4 separate regions of the Mus musculus genome follow, and regions 2, 3 and 4 are each linked to region 1. A link is a loop called in an ENCODE intact Hi-C map of the cell type or tissue named here. Cell type or tissue: left cerebral cortex. All regions are shown on one strand. Region 1 holds the start of D630041G03Rik (RIKEN cDNA D630041G03 gene). Region 2 has its middle 8.9 kb from the start of Oscar. Region 3 has its middle 40 kb from the start of Ncr1. Region 4 overlaps Tmc4 (transmembrane channel-like gene family 4).

Evidence for each region. Peaks named below come from ENCODE experiments on the same cell type or tissue, not always from the same donor. Only the 100,000 strongest peaks of a DNase experiment are listed, where the experiment ranks them.
Region 2: a loop joins it to region 1, with 2.9 times the contacts of the local background. A loop is called at or near these places in 3 of 42 quality-filtered maps.
Region 3: it touches region 1 in a loop (6-fold over the local background); 2 of 42 quality-filtered maps call a loop at or near these places.
Region 4: it touches region 1 in a loop (2.9-fold over the local background); 8 of 42 quality-filtered maps call a loop at or near these places.

What each region holds. Positions count from the first base shown.
Region 1 is chr7:4,470,302-4,472,801 of GRCm38, forward strand. It overlaps Eps8l1 (EPS8-like 1), which reads left to right. Exons shown (of 20, transcript NM_001374622.1): 6 at 1-131; 7 at 507-589; 8 at 926-1,187; 9 at 1,495-1,621; 10 at 1,812-1,900; 11 at 1,998-2,072; 12 at 2,174-2,322. It overlaps D630041G03Rik (RIKEN cDNA D630041G03 gene), which reads right to left and starts at 583. Exons shown (of 1, transcript NR_028416.1): 1 at 1-583. It also overlaps a transcript of Rdh13 not described here. In left cerebral cortex, a CTCF peak has its summit at 1,049; DNase peaks (open chromatin) are centred at 189 and 1,038; H3K4me3 peaks cover 1,151 bases; H3K27ac peaks cover 398 bases.
Region 2 is chr7:3,605,962-3,608,461 of GRCm38, forward strand. No RefSeq gene overlaps it. Among named protein-coding and RNA genes, the nearest start is that of Oscar, 8.9 kb to the right of the region's middle. In left cerebral cortex, a CTCF peak has its summit at 1,020 (motif pointing right); a DNase peak (open chromatin) is centred at 1,023.
Region 3 is chr7:4,296,330-4,298,829 of GRCm38, forward strand. No RefSeq gene overlaps it. Among named protein-coding and RNA genes, the nearest start is that of Ncr1, 40 kb to the right of the region's middle. In left cerebral cortex, a CTCF peak has its summit at 1,061 (motif pointing right); no DNase peak of the experiment used is centred here.
Region 4 is chr7:3,674,014-3,676,513 of GRCm38, forward strand. Tmc4 (transmembrane channel-like gene family 4) reads right to left here. Exons shown (of 15, transcript NM_181820.2): 3 at 1,413-1,558; 4 at 837-1,069; 5 at 574-695. Among named protein-coding and RNA genes, the nearest start is that of Tmc4, 2.3 kb to the right of the region's middle. In left cerebral cortex, a CTCF peak has its summit at 1,070 (motif pointing right); a DNase peak (open chromatin) is centred at 1,071.

The sequences.
Region 1 (2,500 bases):
CTCTCGATGCCATCGTACGCTGCGACGCGGTGATGCCCCGAGGACGGAGCCGTTCATTGCTGCTCCTGGTGTGCCAGGAGCCAGAGCGTGCACAGCCGGATGTTCATTTCTTCCAGGGCCTGCTCCTCGGAGTGAGTGGGCGTGGCTCCGGGTGGCTTTTTTTTCTAGTAGAGAATCAGAGGCGGGGCTTCCATGTTTGGGGCGGGGCCTTGGCAAACGGGGACATAGCCTAGGAAAGCAGGTCTGAGAGGGAACCAGAATTGAGGACAGGTTGAATGAACTCTAGACCATGACTGAATGTGACGATGGGAAGAAGATGCAGAACAAAGGCTTTGAGAAAAACATAAAAAAGATGGTTGGAAGCAGGCAGGCAGGCAGGCAGAACCAAGATGGGGTCCATGGGGTTTGTCCAAGACAGTCGGAGGCAAAGCGCTGAGAACAAGAAAGAGTCCTGGGCAGGCAATGGGTGGGGCGTAAGAGGGGAGATCTTAAAGTATGATTGACAGGCGGAGCTGATCCGTGAGGACATCCAAGGGGCTCTGCAGAACTACCGCTCCGGACGTGGAGAACGCAGGGCAGCAGCGCTCAGGTGAGGAGAAGGGGGAAGCAGATGCAGAGCGCACTGAAAAAAAAAATTCTCCCATCTATGGACCTCACTCTCCTCAGCTAAGAAATGAGCTTGGTACGAACAGCCTAGAGTGTTGAATGTGGTCACAAATTAGCCTTGGCCAGGTCTTACCTGTACCTCCCAGACAAGGTGACCGCTCCGCTCCAGTCTTCTACTTTAGCCTGTCTTGGTCTTTGGTTTCTCCATCTTCGTATCCAGTTTCTCATTATGAAATGCCCAGCCTTCGTTTGACCGCCCCCCCCCCTTCCTGATCCCATCGGTTGCCCCAGCCTCGGTCTCCCCTTTTTCTTAACTCAGGGCGACGCAGGAGGAGCTGCGACGCGGCGCCTCTCCAGCAGCGGAGACCCCGCCCTTACAGCGTCGCCCGTCTGTCCGCCTGGTGATCAACACCGTGGAACCATCCGCAGTCCGCGGGCGACCCCAAGTGGAGTCAATTCCAGAGACTGAGGAAGCAAGGAAACCCGACCAAGCTCGCACGACTAGCAGTGCTGACCCTACCTCCCCAGACTTGGGCCCAAGAGGACCTGAGCTGGCGGGTCTGCAGGCAGAGCGGGATGTGGTGAGCTTGAGTGAGAGGCACCAGCTAGGAGAAAAAGATTTCCTTGACAATCAAGTCAGTCTTGGAGTGGGGAACGAGATTCAGGAACGTGGCACGTCTAGGTGTGACTAGCTGACAAGATGCTGGGTCGGGGATGGGAGTTAATTCTAGAAGTATGGCTAGAGTCTTTGATATAGACCACCCACTGCTCCAGTTATGGGCATGGCCTGACGTAGGGGGTGTGTCCAGGAGTTCAGATTGGAGCCCTGGACCTAGACCAGAGTCTGAGACTCAGGAGCACCACTCTTACCTCTCTTGCTTATGGTAGGATATTCTGAACCACGTGTTTGACGACGTGGAGAGTTTTGTATCCAGACTGCAAAAATCAGCAGAGGCTACCCGGGTTTTGGAGCACCGCGAGAGAGGCCGCAGGACACGACGCCGAGCTGCGGGAGGTAAGGGGCTTCCACATGGACCGAGAACACACCTTCCTGAGTGATGTCCAAATATCCTCTCCCCCTGGGGTCTCCCACCACCAGCCAGGTCTGACTTCCTAAGGCCACCCGTTTGGGTGTTTACACCTTTGGAATTGTTGTCTAATGCTTTCTTGGTGTCCCCACAACCTCACCTGCTCTCTCCGCACAGAGGGTCTGCTGACACTGAGGGCCAAGCCACCCACTGAGGCTGAGTACACCGACGTGCTTCAGAAAATCAAATACGCCTTCAGTCTGCTGGTGAGGATGCATCCATTGCTGGGCGTCGATGGAGTGAGGGCACTTTGACCCATCCATCATTCGTGCACTAATAAGAAATGACCTCCTTTCGTTCCAGGCCCGGTTGCGAGGCAACATCGCCAACCCCTCCTCTCCAGAGCTGTTGCACTTTCTGTTTGGACCTCTGCAGATGGTGAGGCTCATCTTAGCCCTCAGGGCTCCCCTGCTTTAGAAGGATTAAGATTCGACTTCAAGAAGGTCTTGTTGGCATGCTCATTTCTGTTGGCCTGGTAGATTGTGAACACTTCAGGCGGCCCTGAGTTCGCGAAGAGTGTGCGACGACCGCATTTGACGTTGGAGGCTGTGACTCTGCTCCGCGACAATGTCACTCCTGGTGAAAATGAACTATGGACCTCGCTGGGAGACTCCTGGACCTGCCCAGGGTGAGAGGGGAAACTAGAGTGTAGAGGTTTGACTTGGCTGCAGGACACTGCTAAATTTGAGGAGGGGACGAGACTTAAGATAAATGCCAGGATTCAACTGGAGAACATGCTCGAAATTAGCGTGAGGGAAAGGTTTAACATCTAATCAGATAGTTGGATTGAAGCAAATGGTGGGGCT
Region 2 (2,500 bases), 860 kb before region 1:
TTTAAGAAGGATTAGAATTAGGAGGTGTGGCCTTGTTGGAGTAGCTGTGATTTTGTTGGAGGGAAGGGCTAGGCTTGGAGATTTCACAAAGCTCAGAGCAGGCCCAGTGTTTCACTCTGTCTGGATGTAGCTTTTGGCTACTGCGCTAGCTCCATGTACACTGCCATTCTCCCCACCAGGATGATTGCTTGGGAGGAAGCACAGGTCCATCTCGTGTGCAAGCTAAGAAACCGTGTTTGCTCTTCGTCTTCCCCCAACCCCACCTGCAAGGAGAAACCTCCAGGCTAACACATCATCTCTACCTGTCTCCTCATCCCCAGCGCCCCACCCATGGGTGCCTGCCTAGGGTACCAGCCTTTTACCTTATACAGTAATATACATTGGGTATACAATCCCAGCTCCTAGCTCACACATCATCACCCCATGCCTGAGACCCATAAACCCCCCTTGCTTTAGCCTGGGCTTTTGACTCCATTGATCTTCATCTGTGAGATCGGTTAACTCACCCAAGATCTGCCTCTCAATAAATCTGGCTTTATACTTTCGATTTGGCTTGAACTGGCTCATTTTGTCATCATAAAAACCTATTAATGATAATGGGCTAACGCTCTGAAATTGTAAGCAAACCCTCCAATTAAGTGCTTTCTTCCATAAGATTTGCTATGGTCATGGTGTCTCTTACAGTAATTAAGACAGGTGCTTTCGGGGGATGGAGAGATGGCTCAGTAGTTAAGAGCACTGACTGCTCTTCCAGAGGTCCTGAGTTCAATTCCTAGCAACCACATGGTGGCTCACAACCATCCTTTAATAGGATTTGATGCCCTCTTCTGGTGTGTGTCTGAAGACAGCTACAATGTACTCATATGCATAAAATAAATAAATCTTTAAAAAAAAAGACAGGTGTCTGCCACCAATACCATGAAGTCTATCTGTGGGATCTACTTAGCTGATGGAGAAAATCAACTCCCCTGAAGTTCTACTCTGACCTCCACAGGTACATGCTGTGCTGTGCGGTGAAGAATGGATTCTACCACTAGGTGGAGACTTGACATCATCTCTCTTAAGAGGCAGGTCAATCACTCAGGCTGAGGGTCCACCCTGAGGAGGGTGGATCCACCTTAAAGGAACAGGAATAATAATTAACCCTTTAATGCGATTGTGCAATTTGCCTTCCCAGAATTGTTGCTTCAACAAAGTCCCTATAAGCTACTCTGAGGTTCAGCTGGGTCTGCCCATCTCTCTGAATGCCTGACTCTTTCTACTCTGTTTTTTTCTTTTTTTCTTTTTTCTTTTGCTTTGTTTTCGTTTGGTTTTTCGAGACAGGGTTTCTCCGTGTAGCCCTGGTTGTCCTGGAACTCACTCTGTAGTCCAGGTTGGCCTCGAACTCAGAAATCCGCCTGCCTCTGCCTCCCGAGTGCTGGGATTAAAGGCATGCGCCACCACGCCCGGCCTGTCTTTTTCTTAAACCAGCACTTAAGTATGCTTTCCCTGGCACTTTTGCCTTTTTTGCGTCCCCTCTGAAGCTCCCCTTCCCCCTGTGTAGTCAACCTCCATGATGACTTCATTCAAATAGCATGGCCTGGTTTCTCTTCTCCAATTTCCTCTGAGCAGCAACTGAGATTTATAGCTTGCCTGTCCTGGGGCTTTTCTTTCGAATTCTAGTAATTTTTTCCTTGAGCTGGAGTTAAGGCAGTTGTAAACTGACACTGTACAAGCATGTGCAAGTAAACTTAAGATCATAGAACATGAACATGCTCGTTAGATATACATATAATGTCTGAGTGTTGTAATGTGTACAACTTGGTTTTATACACACTTTCTCTCTCTCTCCACACACACACACACACACACACACACACACACAATTTGTTTTTTTAAGATTTGTTTTTATTATTTTTAATCATGTATATACACGGGCTGGTGAGATGGCTCAGCCGGTAAGAGCACTGACTGGAGGTCCTGAGTTCAAATCCCAGCAACCACATGGTGGCTCACAACCACTCATAATGAGATCTGACGCCCTCTTCTGGTGCATCTGAAGACAGCAACAGTGTACTTAGATATAATAATAAATAAATCTTTGGGCTGGAGCAAACAGAGGTCCTCAATTCAATTCCCAACAACCACAAGTTACAGTGTACTCACATACATAAAATAAATAAATCTTTTTTAAAAGTCATGTATATACACACAGGTTCCAGTTGAGGCAAGAGGCACTGATTCCTTTGAGCTGGAATTTCAGGTAATTACAGCTCCTTAACGTGGATGCTGGGAACTGAACTTGAGTCCTTTGCAAATGTGGTACCAATAATTAACCCTAAAGACATTGCCTCAGTCTTGATATGCAGGACGTTTGTATATAGGATTGTCCTTACTCTGTCCTTGTCCAAATATAAATATTAAAATATTTTTAAAAGAAGGGAGGAAGGGAGCAGGAATGGGGAGGAAGGAAGAAAGGAGAAGGGGGTGTGAAGAAATTAATTTTCTGTCTTTTTTTTTT
Region 3 (2,500 bases), 170 kb before region 1:
TATAATTTTTGCTCATGTACATTGGGATTACTTCAGGTGCACTGCCCTACAACTTTCCTGTTTGCCAATAATATTAAAGTATTATTTTTAATAAATTAGCATCCGAAGATAAAAAAAAAATCATTGTTTTCAATAGCTGAGTAGTACTCCATTGTGTAAATGTACCACATTTTCTGCATCCATTCCTCTGTTGAGGGACACCCAGATCATTTTCTTACAAAGAGCAAAATCAATAATGTGTTGGCACACATGTCAGCCTCAAGTCCAAGTGATGACCATGATCTATCATGGTTAGAAATATAGATTTAAAAGACACTGTATACCCAGGAGGAACTTAGAAAATATTGGTGGGCACATGATCCAAATAAATACTAACTGATTTCTATAGCCTCATGAACTTCACAGGACCCTGGTAACCACTATTAAGATCTCTATTCTCAGGGACTTCTCATGGTCTTGTATAGATAGCACTGGAGATTTGTACTTGTTGAGTGAGGAACAGTAAATTCCTACTCAAAATACCCAGGTACAGAGTGGATGTCAGGGTAGTCACACAGAGAGACCAAGCACATAGATTTTGCCCAATACTAAAGGCAGGTGAGGACCTAAAGACTCCTACTTCCCACCATTAGCATGACCTGAGTAGTAACAGGAGTAGTTCTCAGCTGGTTGGGCACTGATGGACACACAAGATTAGCTTGCTAATCTAAGCTAATAGCCTCTATCCAGCTATGTGCTTATTGACTGTGGTGAATGAAGCATTGACTATGAATGCAATATCATGAGACAAGGATGATGGACCAGTGTATACCAAAAGTTCTTAGGCAGCTGTTGTTGTTCCTCCTCTTCCTCTTCTTTCGTCCTCCCCCTCTTCTTCTTCCTCCCTCCTCCTCTTCTTCTTCTTCCTCCTCCTCTTCTTTTTTTAAAAGCAGGGACCATGTTGCTACTGCTGTGATTCAACATCTGATCTACCACAGAAGGCAAATTGGATGCCATGTGATGAGACAAGTCACCTGAGGCAAGTTCATCACATGTAGCTCGTCCTACCAGTAGAGGGCAGTACTTGTTTCTTCTGAGACTTATACCCTGGGGAGGGCAGTGTGTAGGATGTAGCTCAGATAGAGCACCTGTTCAGCACTCAGGAGGGGTTGGGCTCAAACAGAGGGAATATCCCATCACTTATTCTCAAGGCCAGGGAAATCAGATAACCATGGAAAGATGATAGATACTGTGACATAGTGGGGTGACTGGTCATAGGCATATATACAATGAAGGGTGTTGTTGGACCTGATAGATTATGGGACTATTCCATTTCAAATGGATGTAGTGAAAAGTTTGGGATATATTGTGCAGTGTGAATTTTCCTGTTATACTCAATGTATAAAAATGATGTATATAGAGAAATACAGGTTATAGATATAGGCTATAAAAATTACTTGATATTGATACAATGTGCTACTGCTCTCTTTTGATCAGTAAAATTTGTGGAATCAGGAGCCAAAGTGGAGAATAATAGGTGCCCTCTGACAATCATGTGACACAAAGGAAAGGTTTATTTCCAGTGATTTCGCTTATATATGATGCCGTGGTAGAGAATCTTCTTAGACAGGAATCTTTTATTAGTGAACACGATAAGGAGATATTCTTAATCACTGGGTTTAGTGGTGCAAGCTTGTAATCCTAGCCCTCAGGAGGCAGAAGCAGGAGGATTGACAAATGTTACAGGCCAGCCTGGTATATATTGAATTCCCAGCCAACCAGAGTTAGTTATTTAGAGATCCAGTTTCAGAACGGAGGTGTGGTGATGGTGGTGGTGGTGGTGGTGGTGGTGGTAGAGGAGGAGGAGGAGGAGGGCTGATTAGAAATAGTGGTACACACTTGTAACTCCAGCATTTGAGAAGCTGAGACAATAGGATTGTACATTTGAGTCCAGAGTTGTATACATAACCAGATGATATCCCAAACATCCTAAACAAGGGTTTGGGTTTTGAGATAGTGTACTGCTCGTTCAGAGGACCCAAGCTCAGATTCCAACAAGTATGTCAGACTTATCACAACTGCCTGTAACTCTAGCGCCACACCATGCATAGCATCAGGTACTTGAACTCAAGTGCACATATCCCTCCCACCCCTCCACACACATGCATGTGAGTGCATGCACACACACGCACACAGGTGTGCATGCACGTGCACACACACACACAAATAAATAAAAGCAAACCTTCAAAAGTACTAAAAAAAAAGAAGTAGGAAATACCTCAAATAAAAACTGAAGCATAAACTTAAGAGAATTAGAAAAAGAACAAAGTAAGTCTCTACTTACCACATTTAATTTGTAGTGTGTGTATACATGGATGTTTCTGTGTGCACAACCACATGAAAAAGCTGGGTGTTCTGTCCTACCATTCCCTGTATTACTCCCTTGAGATCAGGTTTCTTACTGAAGTTAGAACTAGGCTGGAAACCTCAATACTCTTTCCATCTGTATTCTAAACAGCAC
Region 4 (2,500 bases), 800 kb before region 1:
TGCGCCACCACGCCCGGCTTTTTTTTTTTTTTTTTTGTGTTCTACTTCTTGATATCACTGGATATTGTGAGATGGAGCCTGGAGTAACCTTCGTGCCTCGGCTTCCCAAACTCTGGGATTATAGTCACACACCTTCTAAACAGGCTTTCATGTGTGTATTGAACCACCTCTCATTAGGTTACCACTAGATAAACTGGGGGTAGGGGCCTGCCTGTTTTGTGCTCCCTCCCTCCCTCCCTCCCTCCCTCCGTCCCTTCATTTTCTTTCTGAGAAAGAAAGCCAAGTTGGCATTGAACTCAAAGATCTATCTACCCTGCCTCCTGAGTACAGAGATTACAGGCATGTGCCAACATACTCAGACAGATAGGATTTTTCTGTGCAGCTCAGGGCGGTCTTCAACTTACTCTGTAGCCTAGGCTGACCTTGAACTTAAAATAATCATCCTGCCTCAGCCTCCTCTCCTGGAGCCTCCTCTCCTGGCTTTAAAATACATTTCAATGTTGAAGAAATGACTCCTGGGGGAGGGGGTGGGTTTCCCCTGCCTATCAGAATCAGGATGTGGGCATCACTAACCGTCGTAGGATGCACAGCAAGTAGATGATGCTGATGGCAAAGACGGAGCACAGGTAGGTGATGGCCAGGTTCGATCGGGGTGGGTAGAACCCATAGAATAGAGGGGACCACTCAAGGTAACCCTGGGGAGGAAGAGGCAGAACAAAGGTCATAGTGGGGCCGGGTGGAGGTAACGATCAGGGAGCTGAGTGATCTGTGTGTGTGTCGTCCAGGAAACCAGGCTTCAAAAGTAAGGAGGTTCCTCTGGGGACCATGGCACCCACCTCTCCAGAGAGCAAGTTGAAAAGCTGGGTGGGGAAGGCGACCAGGCCATGAGTGTGTGGAATATAGGAACCACAGGGTGAAGAGATGTTAGGGCCAGGGGGACCTGGAGGAGCCCCTTCCAGCCAGGTGGGGATCAGCTTCATGCAGATTTCAATGACAGATGCCACCAGGTTGAGAAAGAGCAGGAAGCGCAGCAGGGAGAAGTAGGACTCAGTGCCTGCTCCAAACTGACCTGCAGAGGGCAGCAGAGAGGCCTCAGGTCCCTTACCAGTGTAGTTCCAACCCAGAGTCCTGGCCATAGCCCTCCTCCCTCAGACCCAGAAATCTATAACAGAGCCCTGACTCCTGGTCTGACCCTGGGGTCCAGAAACCAGCCCTCCCCCCTCAGATTCCAGTTCTCTTCTCTCTGATTCAGAAGGGTTCAGGCACTAGTCTTCATCCTTCAGACCAGGGCTGCAGGAACCAGACCTTTTCCCAAAGGCCCAGGGGATAATTGCCACTCCCCTCTCTGTCAGACCCAGGAAACCACACTCCAGCCTCAGACCCCAGGCCTCTTCCTCTAAAGCCCAGCACACCCCCAATTTTCTTCAGCGTCCATGCCCAGGGCTGTATAGTTTGAAAGCCTTCTTTCATTTTTCCCTTGGTCCGGGAAAGCTGTCGGGTCCAGTAGGCAGCCCTGGATTCAGAGCCAGAAGCCAGCTGCCCTGTAGCCTGGCTCTTCCTAGAAAGAGAGCAGAGTCAGCGTCAGAAAATGAAGGGTTTGGAACCTACAAACTGGGAACCACCCAAAGACAGAAACAACACGATGTAACGAGGACAGGCATCGTGGTACTGTATCCATAAACTGGAATACTCTTTAGCAATTAAAAAGGAACCAAATCTGAGCTGGGTGGTGGGGGGGGGGGCACACCTTTAATCCCAGCACTTGGGAGGCAGATGCAGGTGGATTTCTGAGGCCAGCCTGGTCTACAGACTGAGTTCCAATACAGCCAGAGCTACACAGAAAAACCCTGTCTCGAAAAACCAAAAAAAAAAAAAAAAAAAAAAAGGAGCCAGACATAAAATAATGATGGAGCCATGTCTAGTAGTATATGCATGCTTGTATGCTTGTAATCCCAACAGTGAGGTTGAGGCAGTGGAATTGAGAGTCCCAGGACAGGCTGGTAGATTAGTGACATGCTTTTGAAAGAAAATGAGTGCAGTGTGGTGCACCATTCATGCTCGTAGTATCTCAACTGGGAGCAGCGGGCAGAATGATTAGGGCAAATTAGGATAGACAGTGCTTTCAGGTCAGCCTGGGTGACAGAGTGCAACCCTCACTCTGTTTTTGTCTCAACAAAACAGAACAAAATGGTTGGCACGTAAGGGCATTTGTGACCAAGTCAAAACGACTTTGATCCCTGAGACTCAGATGGTAGAGAGAGAGAACTGACTCCTTTACGTTGTCCCCTGAGCTTCGAAGAAAGCTGTGCCACACCCATGCATGATCTTAGGGACACACACACACACACACACACACGTAGAAAAGAAAAAACAAAACAAAACAAGAAGGACGTTTGGGAGAAGGAACAAAAATAAAAAATGATCAAGTCTTCCTGAGTCTCTTAACACAAGGTTCAGAGCCGGCCCAGGCTAACCCTACCAAGCTGGTGGCAAGGAAGTA